Linked DNA regions of Mus musculus: region 1 is linked to region 2. Evidence: chromatin loops called from intact Hi-C (ENCODE). Cell type or tissue: heart. All regions are shown on one strand.

What was found. A loop is a pair of places that touch in the nucleus more often than their neighbours do. Peaks named below come from ENCODE experiments on the same cell type or tissue, not always from the same donor. Only the 100,000 strongest peaks of a DNase experiment are listed, where the experiment ranks them.
Region 1: a loop joins it to region 2, with 8 times the contacts of the local background. A loop is called at or near these places in 2 of 42 quality-filtered maps.

Annotation. Positions count from the first base shown.
Region 1 is chr9:110,098,044-110,106,043 of GRCm38, reverse strand. Dhx30 (DEAH (Asp-Glu-Ala-His) box polypeptide 30) reads left to right here. Exons shown (of 23, transcript NM_001252682.1): 6 at 7,185-7,315. Among named protein-coding and RNA genes, the nearest start is that of Dhx30, 16 kb to the left of the region's middle. In heart, a CTCF peak has its summit at 4,929 (motif pointing right); a DNase peak (open chromatin) is centred at 4,983; H3K4me3 peaks cover 1,315 bases; H3K27ac peaks cover 732 bases.
Region 2 is chr9:109,982,400-109,990,399 of GRCm38, reverse strand. The region is part of intron 2 of Map4 (microtubule-associated protein 4); the gene reads right to left. Among named protein-coding and RNA genes, the nearest start is that of Map4, 55 kb to the right of the region's middle. In heart, a CTCF peak has its summit at 4,771 (motif pointing left); a DNase peak (open chromatin) is centred at 4,789.

The DNA.
Region 1 (8,000 bases), 120 kb before region 2:
TCAGCTTGACCATGTCTTATCATTTTGAATATGATAAGTTGAGTAAGTTGCCACATGCTGGCTGAGAGCTCCAGTGTTTTAGGTGTTAATAGATCCCCATTTCCTTCAAAGGTCCTGTTGTCTACACAGGGCCTCAGTTGTCTTGGGTTTTCTTCCATTGTTTTTTGGTGCTTTAAAGTTTCACTTCCTAAACATGTTGGCTTATACCTGTAATAAGCCAGCACTTGAGAGCCTGAGGCAAAACAGGATTGCTACAAGTTTGGGGCAGCCTGGGCTACATAATTAGCTGTCGTTACCATGAATCAAAATATAAGCGAAGCTTAAGCTCCTAAACATTCCCTGCAGACTCAGGTCCTCTACACCTTGACTCTGTTTAGTGGCTGTGTTCTCTCTGATCCAAAAGTGGACAGAAATATCTCTGAGAGCTGGTGAGTTGGCTCTGCAGTGATACTTACTGCCATGCCATCCTGATGACCTGAGTTCAATCCCTGGCACTCATGGTGGAAGGAGAACCATGAACATGCATACACACTAAAATTTAATAAAAGTATAAATTAAATAAAAAGAAATATTTCTAAGTTAATAAACATATATACACACACACATATACATACATACACACACACACACACACACACACACACACAGAGAGAGAGAGAGGTGTATGTTTTTTGTTTTTTTGAGATAAGGTCTCACTCTGTAGCTTTGCTTGGCCTGAACTCTGTACATAGACCCTGTACGAAGACCAGGATATTCTGGAACTCAGAGATATGCCTTCTTCCTCCTGAGGGCTGGGGTTAAATTCATGAGCCACCATGCCCAGGTTTTGCTGTCATGTTTTTCTGTTGCAATTAACTCTGCCATGATAGCAGAAAGGTAGCAATTGATATTCCATAAGCAAATTAGCATAGCTGTGCTCCACTCAGACTTCCTAATGGGGCTAAGATACACTTCAGGTTTAGTTTGAATTCAGCCCCCAGTGCTGAATAATTCAGGTGTGCTGGCACATCCTGAACTCCTTGCACTCAACAGGGTCAGTAGTTTAAAGTCATCCTTGGCTAACTAGCACTAGCAAGTGCAAGGCAAGGCTTGAGTAAAGGATACTATGTTTCAAATACCAACAGAGACCTTATAGTAACAGCAGTGGCCTGGATTTGGTGTGCAGTCAATGGCTTGCCAATGCCTACTCTGAACACTTGGGAGGAGATCATAGAAACAGAAGCCTTCCAAAGCCTTATGTGAAGAGCTTCCCTGACTCCACAGGAGTTGCTGGTATTTATGGAGTGAACAATCTGCTCAAGCCAGTGCCAGCCCTTAGAACTCTTTATAACTGGTTTTTATTATTTTTCCACATTCTTGATATCCAGTTTTGTTTTGTCTGGGGCAGGGTTTCTCTGTGTAGCCTTGTCTATCCCAGAACTCAATCTATAGACCAGGCTGGCCTTAAATTTGGAGATCCACCTGCCTCTGCCTCCCAAGTGCTGGGATTAAAAGCCTGCACCATCCCTGCCTGGCATGAGCTTTCTTTTTAGGTTGTATTTGTTGTTGCTGTGTTTAAATGTGTGTATAGTGTGTGTCTGGTACAGGTCAAACGGCAGCTTTGTTGAGTCGGTTCTCTTCCTGGCATGTCTCTGTGGATTGTGGGAGCTAAACCCATGGTCTTATGCAGGTCAGTCACTCTGTCACTGACTGATAGCCACAGCTTTTTCTTAGTTTCAGAGACAGGGTCTTATTTTGAATCCTAGGCTGACCTTGTACTCTCAAATCTTCTTGCCTCAGGCTATTAAGTACTGGTTTTCTTTTCTTTTTGTTTTTTAAATATTAATATTTTATTCCAGTTTATTCTCATAACTACTTTTATTATTATTTATTTATTTTTGGATTTTTAATTGGATTTTTTTATTTGTTTACATCTCAAATGTTATCCCCTTTCTCAGTGTCCTCTCTGCAGACCCCCATCCCATCCTCCCTTACCCTGCTTCTGTGATGGTGATGGTGCTCCCCCACCCACCCATCCACTTCTGCCTCACCATCCTAGCATTATCTACACTGGGACATTGAGCCTTCACAGAACTAAGGGCCTCCCCTCTCTTTTCTTTTTCTTAGTGATTTATTTTTATTTTGTGTGCATTGGTGTTTTACCTGCATATGTCTGTGTGAGGATGTTAGATCCCCTGGAACCGGAGTTACAAACAGGTGTGAGCCACCATGTGCGTGTTGGGAATTGAATCTGGGTCCTCTGAAAGGGCAGCCACTGCTCTTAACCACTCAGCCACTCTCCAGCCCCTTTGTTTGTTTGTTTGTTTGTTTGTTTGTTGTTTTTGTTTTTCCGAGACAGGGTTTCTCTGTGTAGCCCTGGCTGTCCTGGAACTCATTTTGTAGACCAGGCTGGCCTCGAACTCAGAAATCCTCCTGCCTCTGCCTCCCAAGTGCTGGAATAAAAGGCGTGCACCACCACCCCTAGCCCCTTTGTTTCTTTGTTTTGTTTTGTTTTTAACATAAAATTTCAGGCATCTGTTTAAAATATGTTTTTTAAAAATAGAGAGAATGAAAAAAAAAGAATAGAGAGAATGGCATAGCAGATGCCCATGCTCCTGTCATGAAGTTTAGACACTTAACAGTTCATAACAACTTTTGCTCTGTGTATACTTTTACACTTGCTTTCTTTGGAAGCAAGGCCAAGAATCATGCATGAACACACTTGTGCCTTGAATTCATCCACCTGCCTCTGCACAAATATGCAGGCAAAACAGCCACACACACACCATTGTGGCTGACCCAGCAGAGCAGATTGTGTTACTGAGGAGTCTTGACGGGCACAGCTGCTTTCTAGGTGAGGGTCTTTTCTCTAGACTTGTTTCCTTCAGCTCTGAAACAACACAGTTCTCACTTATCCTCCGCCACTGTTGTGCCCACCCTGACTTGGTAAATGACTTCATCCTTGGGATGAAAATTGGGCTATTTATAGTCTTTGAGGACCATTTTTGAAACTGGTTAGACTTCTGTCTGACAAAGTAATGAGCCACACTGCCATATGCAAAGCCCTTGGGGAATCATGTGTTTTTTGTTTTTTTTTGTTTTGTTTTGTTTTGTTTTGTTTTTTCGAGGCAGGGTTTCTCTGTATAGCCCTGGCTGTCCTGGAACTCACTTTGTAGACCAGGCTGGCCTCGAACTCAGAAATCCGCCTGCCTCTGCCTCCCGAGTGCTGGGATTAAAGGCGTGCACCACCACGCCCGGCGTGTTTTTTGTTTTTAAGACAAGGTTTCTCTGTGCAGTCCTGGCTGTCCTAGAACTCGCTCAATATATCAGGCTGACCTGGAGGTTGGAGGTATTTGGCCACTGTCTGGCTTATTTGTGTGGATGTTTTGCCTTCATATTTGTCTGTCCACCATGTGCATGGTGGCTCATGTAGGCAGGTGGTGGTTGTGTATGTCTTTAATCCCAGGACTTGGGTGGTAGAGGCAGGTGGACTTGGGTGGCCTTAGGCAGGTGGGCCTAAGGCCAGCATGGTCTACAGAGTGAGTTCTAGGACAGCCAGGGCTATACCTGTCTCAAAAACAAAGAAGCAAAAAAAAGTCAGAGGCGCATGTTGGCCTCAACTTTTTATTTTCTATTACCAGAGATGACTTAGAACTCCCAGTCCTCCTTCCTCCATTTCCCAATGTGGGATTCAGAGACGTGCTCCCACTATACAGTACTGATGCTCAAATCTTGTGAACATGATTAATCTAAACTCCATCCCCAGACCTGGTTTTTGTGGTGTTTTGTTTGTTTGTTTTATTTTTTGATGCAGTATATAACCCACGTTAGCCTAGAACTTCCGTGGAGACCAGGCTAGACTTGAACATGAAGCAGTCAGTCCTGCTGCTGCATCTGAGTGCTGAGTTACAGGCAGGTCTCACCACACATTTGGTTTTCCAAGACACAGTTTTTCTGTCCTTGGCAGTCCTCACATGTACAGAGATCTACCTCCCTCTGCCTCCCAAAGGCTGGGACTAAAGGTTTGCACCACCGCAACCAGCTTAGTAACATGGTTTTTTTTTCATTAATTAATTAATTAATTTAGGTTTCTCCAGACAGGGTTTCTCTGTGTAGTCCTGGCTGTCCTGGAACTCACTCTGTAGACCAGGCTGGCCTCGAACGCAGAAATCCGCCTGCCTCTGCCTCCCAAGTGCTGGGATTAAATGTACAAACACCATGCCGAGCAGTGATGTGTTTTAATGAGCTCTCTAGGGGATTATTCAAGTCATGGCTAGAATGAAACACATTTCTTCTTCCCAATTTAGACAACTTAAACTGCCAACCACCCAGCAAAGCTTTCTCCCAAGGTCCAGAGACATTGATGTCCACCCTCAACATAGTCACTGCTTTCAGATCTAATTTCATTCCCAGCCCTCCCAAGTCCTCAGAAGCCTTAAGAGACAGAAGAAGAATAAAATCCAGGCACAGTAGTTTGGAAGTAAAATTGCAGCCTTCACCCAAGTGAGGAAGAGCAGGTCTCCACTCTTAACTGTGGAGTCGGCTCAGTTTCTTGGCACAGTGCTTTCTCCCTTGACTCCAGTCCAGGGATTAAAATCAGTTTATATTTAAGAGGTCTTCTCTATCTATTCTAGAGTCTTCACCAGGGTTACCTATAGGAGATGGGTGCCCTGCTTAGCACTGTATCAACAACCAAGTCAGGCATTACAAAGCAGTTTGTAAGGAATTTACCATGTGTAGGACCTGGAGGGAACTTGGCTCGGTTTTTTGAATGGACGTTGAGCAAATACCTAGCGCTATTTTCTAAAATCATCCTATTCCCTTTCCTGGTTGAGATCCAGATGCCTAGTCTGTGGTTTGGATTTCCAGGTGAGGAGGCTTAGGCTGTGGTATGCATCCTAGCTGTAGCCTAGCTTTCATGCTCTCAGGTCGGCACCGAGTCCCCCCGGCCAGCAGAGGGCGTACGGTAATGCTGCCAGTTGCTGAGCCCTCGAAGGTACTGTCGCGGTCTGGGGCCGCAGGGACTGGTGGGATCGCGATGGCGGCTGCCAGGCGGCTCATGGCGCTGGCTGCCGGCGTCTCTCCGCGCCTCCGGCCGCCGGATCCCCTTGTCGCTTCCGGGCGACAAGGATGTTCGCGCGGCTTCTCATCAAGCTTTGTCCGCTCTGATGGCACTCAGGAAGCTGCCGAGGTCGAATCAGAGGTGGCCCCTAGCGAGCCTGGGGAGGGTGACGGAAGCATGGTGAACGGTGAGGATAGTGAAGCTGAGATTTGGCTCCGATGTCCTTGACTAGGGAAGACAAGCAAGGGGTGCGGGACAGCGCCCGGTCAAGGCTTTATTCTGGAAAGTAGTTTAAACTTTTTACATCTGTGAGTCTCTGCCTTGCTGTTAGAAAGCCTGGTGTGTCTTAGGTCCACCTAGAACCCAGCACACCTGCATGTAGATGGATGGGGGCGAGGCGGGGGGTGGGGGGAAGAATCACTTAAATATCCTACTTCTGCCAGGTTGAGTGGCATTGAGGGTTAGCTCTGACATCATGATTAGTACATCATGGCCATTAAGATAGGTGGAGTGAGCTCGCTGGCCTTTCTTTACCCATCTTGAAGATCTGGGGGTGTGGTGTCTGTGCATATCTACTTAGCATAGGGCTGCAAGATGGGTTCAACTCTCCTTGAGTCTGCTTAGGAACTGTTTATAACTACTTGGTTCTTACATGATTCATAACACAGCATTTAGGAGAGTGGTCCAGGCAGGACCCTCCTATTGTGCTAGTTGACAGAAATCTGTTCCAGATAAATATCCCAAATTAGATAACCAGGTTATTCCAGAGTTTTGGAGGAATATTTTCAAAATTTAGCACTGGTGAAATGGGTCCTCTGGTAAAAGCGCTTGCATACAAGTCTGGTAGATAATAAACTCAAATTCCAACCCCTTATCACAGTGGAGGGAGAGAATAGGTCTGCCAGGGCTAACCTCTGACTTCACGTACATGTGTACACACATATTAATGATTTTTTTTTTTTTAATTAGGGTCTCACTCTATAGCCCTGGCTGGCCTGAAACTCAGAGATTCACATGTCTTTGTCTCCCAAGTGAGGGGATTAAAAGTTAACACCTGCTCAGCAATAAATGAACTTTTAAAAAGACATAAGAATTAAATACAGATCCTATCTGAACATGGCTGGCATTCTCAGGTTCCCCTTGAAGAATACTCTATCCACTGCTAGGTGAAAATTTCTCAAATAATTATGATGAAGCAAGTACATGGTACTCTAGATCAATTCCACTGTGGAGTAATATAAGCTTAATGTAATGCCACACATGACAGTGGCAAATGAGGAGACTTCTGAAGCCTTCTCTCTAAAGATTTCTGACTCTGTGTGAATGGGCACTTCATTTTGTTTTGAGTTGGGCCATATTGCCTCTTTGTGGTCCAACTAAGCCCTTGTCTGGCAGGAGCTGCTGCTAGATGAGATATGGCAGACATTTTTGTTTAGAGGTTAATGTCGAGAATAAGTGGAAGGGAAGGGATGGCCTCCTGGTGTCTGATGCCCCTTTCCGGTATGTCAGGGAGATAGGCGGGGTGGCTCATGCTCTGTCTTGGCTGGGAGCCTTTCTGTGGGCTCTAGAGAGGACTTCGGCAGAGGGCTGGGGTTACTTGCGAGTGGAGGCATGATCTTGAGCATCTGGGTCTCACCCCGCTCTGCAGGGCCTGCCTGTCCTTCTAACTCTGCACTGCTTAGGGGGCCTTGAGCTCTCCTGCATAGATGTGGAAGATACTTTGGTTTTGTTTGTTTGTTTGGATTTGTTGTTGTTGCTGTTTTTCAGACAGGGTTTCTCTGAATAGCCTTGGCTGTTCTGGAACTCACTCTGTAGATCAGGCTGGCCTTCAACTCAGACATCTGCCTGCCTCTGTCTTCTGGGTGCTGGAATAAAAGGTGTGCGTAACCACCACTTGGCGTTTTGTTTGTTTTTTGAATACCCTCTTTTAGACATCAGACTCACAGAGTTTATTGACTAACCAACCCAGGACTCCTAACTCCATTGAGTGCTTGGGGGTCCCGAGCCAACATCTTCAGCCCAGAGTGACTTAGATTGATACACACACACACACACACACACACACACACACACACACCTACCTACCTACCTTATGGAGTTTCGAAAGAAAAAGAATTGTAATTATTCATTCTTATTTTCTTAGCTTCTAGGGACCTATTAAAAGAGTTTCCGCAGCCTAAAAACCTTCTCAACAGCGTGATTGGAAGAGCCCTTGGCATCTCACATGCAAAAGACAAGTTAGTCTATGTGCACACGAATGGACCGAAGAAAAAGGTAAGTATTGATGGCTAAGTGAAACACTGGTTTGACTCACAGAAAACTGGCTACTCTTCCCTTTCAGGGTTTTTTTTTTTTGTTTGTTTGTTTTTTGTTTTTAAGATTTATTTATTTTATTTATATGTGTACGCTGTAGCTGTCTTCAGGCACACCAGAAGAGGACATCAGATCCCATTACAGATGGTTGTAAGCCACCACATGGCTGCTGGAAATTGAACTCAGGACCTCTGGAAGAGCAGTCAGTGCTCTTAACCACTGAGCCATCTCTCCAGCCCCCTGTTTTTGTTTTTTAAAGAGGCCAAAAAATTCTGTTTTGTTTTTGTTTTTGTTTATCTGTTTTTGTTCTTCTAGACAGGGTGTCTTTATTCCTGGGTGTCCTGGAATTCATTTTGGAGACCAGCCTGGCCTTGAACTCAGATCTGCTTGCCTCTGCCTCCTGAGTACTGAGATCAAAGGCATCTGGCACTGATCTTTTGCTTTTTGTGGAGATAAGGTTTTGTGTAGACTAGGTTGGCTTAGAACTTACTCTGTAACAGGATCTGGCCTTGGATTGCTGGTTTTCCTGCCTCCACTTCCCAGATCCTGAAGGTATTCTATACACATGAAAAATGACTTACAGATGTGTGCCACTGTGCACTCAGAAGAGAATCTCATAATACAATTCAGTTTGAAGAGTCAGCCA
Region 2 (8,000 bases):
ATTAGAAGCCTCAATATTTCATGAAAAACACCATGTTAACTGTAAAGGTTTTTTAAAAATATACCGATCACCTGGAAACAAGCCAAGAAATATATAAGAAAATGTCCTACTTGTTCTTTGTATAACCTGTGGTTTTTAAAACAAAAATCCCAGCCATTCAATTATACCAATGAAGATTCAGGAGCCAAATGCTGTGGTGAAAACCTGCTAGCTTTGAGAAGCAAGGAACTCACCCAGCTGACCTTCCTACTCCACAGACATCCCAGAAGGAAAAGGCCCTTCTCCTTCTCCATGCTGTCTTAAATACCCTTCACATCAAAGAAAGGTCTTCCTTTCTGTTTACTTCACTGTCATCCACTGTCAGTTGGCAAGCATGCTCTGCCTCCTGACCTAGCATTGACTTTGTTTAGCTTTCAAATTAAAGGTGTATGCTAGGGCTGAGCCACACCACAAATGCTTGTTTACAAATACCAGAATGCTCTTGGGTTACAGGTGTATGCTAGGGCTAAGCTACACCACAACAAGGTTTTTCCAGTTTACAATCTTGAGGTTCAAAATGTGTTCAAATATCTTGCAACATTTCCCCCTTTTTGTCTAAATAAAAGACTCTCTAACATTGGTAAGCTATATACTCTGGTAAGAATTACATTCATAATACCCAGTCCATTTGTATTTGGCAACCTTGGAGAAAGTACTCTACTATATATCCTATCTTGGTAAATCAAAAGTTCTGTACCTAAATCATTTTCTATCATAACTTGCATTTATCAACATAAAAACATCTTTTTAGATCTTAAAATATTTTCTTAATTCCTAAAGAACTCAAGCTTAACTATGAGACTATAACGATAGTCTCCAACCCTATCAGAGACATGAAAAGGCTAAATATTACCTGAATAAGCAAGAAATGCTAAGTAAGCAGCTTTCATAACTACAGAAAGGACAAATACTGCTAGCTCCCTTACAATCACCCAAAATTCCTCTGCAACTTTGGAACATCCATTTCTTTGGCCTACTGGTCCAGAATATCTCACAGATTTTTCTGTGAAACAGGAATCATGAAGGACTTCTCTACGCTGTCCTGGCACATTTGGCACTTCACTTTCTTTGTGTCCTGCTTTTTTTCCACAGCTTGGACAGCATACAGTCAGCAGTTTGAAGCAAGGCCAGTTTCTTGCCTGGTGGCAGCTTGCCACATTTGAAGCAAACTCCACAAGGATGTTCTTCAATGTTCATTATCTTCTTTGAAATTGTATGGGGGTACTGCCAGAATGTGACATGTCTCATTGTCAAAAAAGTCTTAAGCTAATAAAACATCTTTAAATGCCATCTATCTCAGTGTATTTGAATAGGGAAACGTTGCTTGTCTCTAGTGTACTCTCTGATTAACTTTGAAAACATCCATGATCCATAAACTAATACCTAACAAAACTACAAGTTTGATTGACTTGCATTTCTTAATTATCCTAAACAACTTGTACTGGTAGCTTTCAAAAGGACAAGAACTTTACGTTGCATTTTTAAGAATCACAAAGGTGCAATATCTTAAAAGGAGTTGATACATAGTATGTTGTAACTAAAATATAACCTTAATTTTGTATCATATACAAAGATCTATACCAATGCAACCAAATACAACCTTAATTTTGTATCAATATCTGTAAAAGTAGATTCAATTATCTACCTTTCTTCCCTATTATTCCTATACCCCCTCCCATTTTTGTCTTTAAAAAATCCCAGAAGGAAAAAGTCCATTCTCCTCTACAACTTCCTTAAATACTTCCTAACTTAATCTCTTTCCTTTCTGTTTACTTTTCTGTTTACTCCCTGTCAACTGATTGCTTGTTCCTCATCTTAACCTAGGGTTGACTTTGTTTAGCTCTTGTGTTAAAGATGTGTGCCGGAAGGAAGGAAGGAAGGAAGGAAGGAAGGAAGGAAGGAAGGGAGGGAGAGAAGGAGGAGGGGGAGGGGAAGGGGAGGAGAAAGAATTGGGGGGGGGGGAAGGAAGGTAGGTAGGTGTGTGCTAGGGTTGAGCCACACAAGGTTTTTCCAGTTCTCAATCCTGGGGTTCACAATGTGATCAAATATTCTATAACAATAATCAAACTCCATTACCTACTGGAAGTAACTCCTAAAGGCAACAAAAGAAATGAAATCTGGCAAGGGGATTATGGAAACTGGGATTCAGGAGGGGGTGAGAGAGGTGGAGTCTCAAACCCAGGAAACAAGACTCCAGAGACCAGCACTAAGGTGCAGATCTACTGTGCTACACAGCAGCAAGAGTGTTTATATGGCCTTTGGGCCAATAGAGAATTGACACAAGCTCTAGAATAGTCAACCATCTCACAGGCATTATGGGGAGGTGCCAGGCTGCCAGCACCCACGTGGACTTCCATATAGATGGAGGGTTGAAGCACCCACTGCACTGTTTTGGGCCATCCTGAGGCTCCAGTAGTTTGCTAGGATCCTCTATTTTGTGTGCACAGTATGCCAGTGTACATGGTCACTAGTACTACAGAGGAGCTTAGAGGCTTTGCTTACCATCCACTAGGCCACATCCAGGGGCTCAGCACCCACAATGGGTATGTTTCATTTTTCAGAATTTAGGAAACTAAAGTTTGTACACCATACCACTGATTATACTCAGGGTTTCAATGTGCAATGGCTATGAGTTTTTTTTGTTGTTGTTGTTTGTTTTTTGTTTTGTTTTGTTTTGTTTTGTTTTTCAAGACAGGGTTTCTCTGTATAGCCCTGGCTGTCCTGGAACTCACTTTGTAGACCAGGCCTCGAACTCAGAAATCCGCCTGCCTCTGCCTCCCAAGTGCTGGGATTAAAGGCGTGCGCCACCATCACCCAGCGGCTATGAGTTTTGAAAAAGCTGATTCTGGGGCTAGAGAGATGGCTCAGGGGTTAAGGGCCCTGGCTCTTCTTCCAGAGGTCCCAAGTTCAATTTCCAGCAACCACATGGTAGCTAGCTTACAACCATCTGTAATAGAATCCTATGCCCTCCTCTGGTGTGTCCAAGGAGAGCCACAATGTACTTAAGTACATAGAATAAATAAATCTTAAAAAAAAAGCTGATTCTGTAATTATACATTTACTGGAAGTAATCACTAATATAGGAATTCCTGTACAATATCCCTACATATATATCCAGAAAGATGAAGCAATTCTTTGCAAATTATAATATAATGTTACAGGTATACCAAACAATCATATAGGACAGGCAATTATAGAAAGATCTAATTGTATTTTAAAAGAAATGCTTATAAAACAAAAAGAAAGAATAAAGACCCTCTAGGATAGACTAAATAGTACTCTGTTTAAATTTCCTAATGTTAATGAGAAAGGAACAACAGCAGCTGAGAGACACAGGGTTATTTTTAAAAAATTGTGGAATTAACTCAGTCTATATACTATAAGGATGTATTAACATCAGAACGGAATCCAAGAATATCTTGCATTGGGGACATGGATTTGTTTATCTTTCTATAGGAAACAAAAAGCTGTGATAACATCAAACAAAGCTAAGAGTTGATCGGGAGATCTTCTGAGAAGATAACCTGACCAGTCACTGCCTTTGCCTTCGAGCCAAAAAATCCTGGTCAAGAGATCTTCGATCCTTAACCACTGAAAGGTCTATGAGCAGGACTTTGGTCTACAGCAATACAGAGGCCATCTACAATGCAGAGCAACAATAGGCCTATGTGAAGAATTTTAAGACAGACTGCTGAATACCACATCCTGCATGCCCAAGTCAGAACTATAAGTAAGCCAAAGGTTCACAGAACTGAGGGAAGAGAGATTAAGAGACTTTGACAAGGAACTCCAGAAAATAAGATGCTAGAAGATAAGACAGTCCAGGATTATAAATGGTTCAAGAAATACTCAAGTTAGCCAGACGTGGTGGCGCACGCCTTTAATCCCAGCACTCGGGAAGCGGGGACAGGCGGATTTCTAAGTTCGAGGCCAACCTGGTCTACTGAGTGAGTTCCAGGACAGTCAGGGCTATACAGAGAAACCCTGTCTCGAAAAACAAAACAAAACAAAACAAAACAAAAACAGAAAGAAAGAAAAGAAATGGATATAAAAAGGCAACAGAAGGGCTAGAGCATGACTGTTCTTCCAGGGGTCCTGAGCTCAATTCCCAGCAACCACATAGTGTCTCACAACCATCTGTAATGGGATCTGATGCTCTCTCCTGGTGTGTCTGACGACAGCGATAATATACTCACATACATAAATTTAAAAACTTAAATTAAAAAAAAAGAAAGAAAGAAAGAAGAGAAGAGAAGAGAAGAGAAGAGAAGAGAAGAGAAGAGAAGAGAAGAGCAGAGCAGAGCAGAGCCAAGTCAGCAGAGACAGAGCGCGGTAGAGCATTAGAGGAGGATTGGACTAGGGTCAGAGAAGAGTAGGGCAGAGTAAGTACAGTTCAGGTGGCAGAAGAGTAAAGTCAAAAACAGTGAAAGGTGATAATTGAGAAGGTGACAGTTGAGCCAGGAGAAGCTGAGCTGAGTCAGAAAAGATATTGTTAGAAGACAAGAGAAAAACCCACACAAAGAGAGAAAAAAGAAAATAGCTATAATTGAGGACAGCCAGGGCTACACAGAGAAGCCCTGCCTCAAAAAAAAGCAAAACAAAAAACAAAAAGGAAAGGGTTAAGGAGCCGAGTGGCAGCTGTGCTGTGAGCCAGGAGAAAGCTTCAGGCCAAGCAGAAAGACTGAGCACAGGCTCAGCGCAGCCAGACTCTTGCCAACATCACCCTCTTGTGGCAAATTTGGCAGACTGCACTATTTCATTAAGGCCAAGTCACATGCAGTCTGTCCACTAGTCTGTCCAGACTGACTGACATCCTCTAACCTATCCTCTGTACTCTGCACATGACCTGAAAACGCTGGACCAAGGCTCATCCTTGAGGAGCGCTATCCTAGACTAATTTCCTTATATTTTTTATGTAGACCAGGCTAGGTTGGATCCACCTGCCTTCCAAATGCTGGGATAAAAGGCATGTACCACCACCTAACTTTTTATTCTACAAAAATGCTAGCCTCAAAGAACTTAGTCTTAATTTCTATCTTACAAATGGGACACAGAATAAAGTCTTAAGCGAACTGCCCACAAACTTGCTAACTGCTTGTGGAAGCCAACAATGAGTAAGGTACTCACTAGCATAAGACAGCCACAGAATCTGTTACTGCTATTTGAAAGGCATGCAAGGGCGAGGCACAGAGTACTGATAATAAACTCCTAGGCATTGGGCAGTTTAGGAGTAATCAGGGAAGAGCAATACATCTGGAAACAATTTCAAACGCAGTAGACAACAAGCAAGCCACTGCACCCACTCATGAAATGCATCCCTCAGGCCGGACATGATGGCGCACGCCTTTAATCCCAGCACTCGGGAGGCAGAGGCAGGCGGATTTCTGAGTTCGAAGCCAGCCTGGTCTACAGAGTGAGTTCCAGGACAGCCAGGGCCACACAGAGAAACCCTGTCTCGAAAAACAAACAAACAAACAAACAAAAAAGAAAAAAAAGAAATGCATTCCTCGCTTTAACAGAAAAGGATTCTTAGGGGGCGCTGGTGCCATCATGTTTATTTAAAAAAAATTGTACATAGGGAAAAAAGCAACTTTCCTTTTCATCAACTAATCTCATTTTATGTTTTGAGATGAGGTTTCTTGTAGCCCAGGTTATCCTTGAAAAGCCTATGTAACCACCTTAATTTCTTTATCAAGCTAGGATCTCATAGGTGTGGATGACAATGCATGGTTTACCGCTCACTTTTTAGTTAAAGACAGGGTGGTCATTTAAGAATTAAAGGAAATAAAGTCAACTACTGTTCTATTACACGCATAGCTCATTCAGCTGCCCCCTCTATATCTAGATATGAGGACAATGCTTTAAACTTCCCTTGATTGGCCCGAGCCTACAATCAAACAAGTGAGAACCTAACCAAGCCTGCTCCAAAAACAAAACACAAACTCAAGGTGTATACCTCGACTTTGAGCACCCAAAAAAAAAGTAAAATCAAACACAAATGATGAGGGTTAATAAATCGGCCTTGAGGAACATGCTTACAATCCCAACACAGAGAAAGCTGAACCAGGAGAGCCAAAGCTCCAGAACAGCATAGGCTACACCTTAAGACCCAAAGTAACAATAAGTCTTTAGAGCTCTTCTTCCATAATGCCTAAAAACTATTCCAAGTAACTTACTTGTGGTTAGAGATGACCCACTGTCTAAATTCACTTATTGCTATAGCACAGAATCCAAATTCAGTTCTCAGAACCCATGTAGGGCAGCTTACAACTGCTTCTAATAACTCCAGGCACCTTATGGTCTCCAAACATAGCATAACTCATACAAATACATAAACATAAATGAAAATAAGATAAAATAAATCCTTTTCATTTCTCTTCTTTGTTTTGTTGTTGTTATTTAATATAGGGTTTCTGGGCAGTCCTGGAACTAGCTCTGTAAATCATGTTGGCCTTGAATGTAGAGATCCACCTGCTTCTGCCACCTGAGTGCTGGGATTAAATCAATGCACCAACACTGATTGGCTATAAATCTTTTTCTTAAAACATACTGGTTCTTGGGACTGAGTGATGACTAAGTGTTTAAGAACACCTGGTGCTTTTGCAAAAGATCTAGGTTCGGTTCAAAGTTCCCACATAGGAGCTTAGAACCATCCTTACTATACAGCAGTTCGGGGGATCTAGCACCCTCTTCGGGCCTCTACAGGCACCAGGCATGCACACAGCACACATATACTGGCAGGCAAAACACTCAATATACATTTAAAAAGAACTGTGTTGGCGGGGCTACAGAAATGGCTCAGAGGTTAAGAGCACTTGTTGCTCTTGCAGAGAACTCAGTTTCAGTAATCAGCACCTGTATAAAGTGTCCCATAAATAGTCACAAACCCAGTTCCAGTAGACTCAACAGGTATGCATGTAGCATACCCATACACCCACACAGACAAAACCTTCACACACATAATACAATCTTTTTTAAATATTTAGATATATTGATTCTTACTTTTACATTATTTTATTATTACTATCATTATTTTGCATGCATGGATGTTTATGCATCACATGCAGAGGCCATAAAGGGGCACTGGAAATTGTACTGGCTGGCTTTGTGTGTCAACTTGACACAAGTTGGAGTTATCACAGAGAAAGGAGCTTCAGTTGAGGAAATGCCTTACAGCTGGATCTCATGGAGGCATTTCTTCAACTGAAGCTCCTTTCTCTGTGATAACTCCAGCCTGTGTCAAGTTGACACACAAGACCAGTAAATTTGTACCAGCATAGTGGTGTATTCCTGTGACAACCTGATAATGTTTTGGGGAGGACTGTGGAAGGACTTTGGGCTAGAAGAGCCATTGAAGCGGATATTCTGTAGGAGCTTGGAAGATAATGTTGAGAACAGTGCAAATGATGGAGGCCAGCCTTGTAAAATTTCAGAGGAAAGACTCTTATCAGGGTCGTGATGTTTTGATTGTGAAGATTCTGTGGTTTTGGTTAGCTGGGGCTGAAGAATCGGCTGTGATTAACAAGATACCAGAACTACTAAAGCAAATCTTTGTGTTACTGGGACTATTGATGCTGGTTAGCTGGAACTAAGAAATTAGTGTTAATTAAGAAGAGACCAGCATCACAGAGGTGAAATCTTCTGGGAAGTGTTTTTTGAGAGCTGTTTTCCAGAGATAGCCAAGGATGTACTTCATGCTGCAGCTGGACTTGGTAATGTATAAGAGTCACCCAGGTGGTACTGGTTATGAGACATGAAGGGGTCATGAAGAGCAGCTGAGGCCCAGCACTGTGAGAAGTCATGAAAGGCTATTGGTGTAGGTGCAGCTTCAGTTGCAATTGATGGCCCAAAACCATTGTGGGGTCATGCAAAAGAGTTGAAGAGAGCCTATGAGTGGATCCTATTACTTCGGATCCTATTACAGTTGGTTGAGAGCCATCATGTGGTTGCTGGGATTTGAA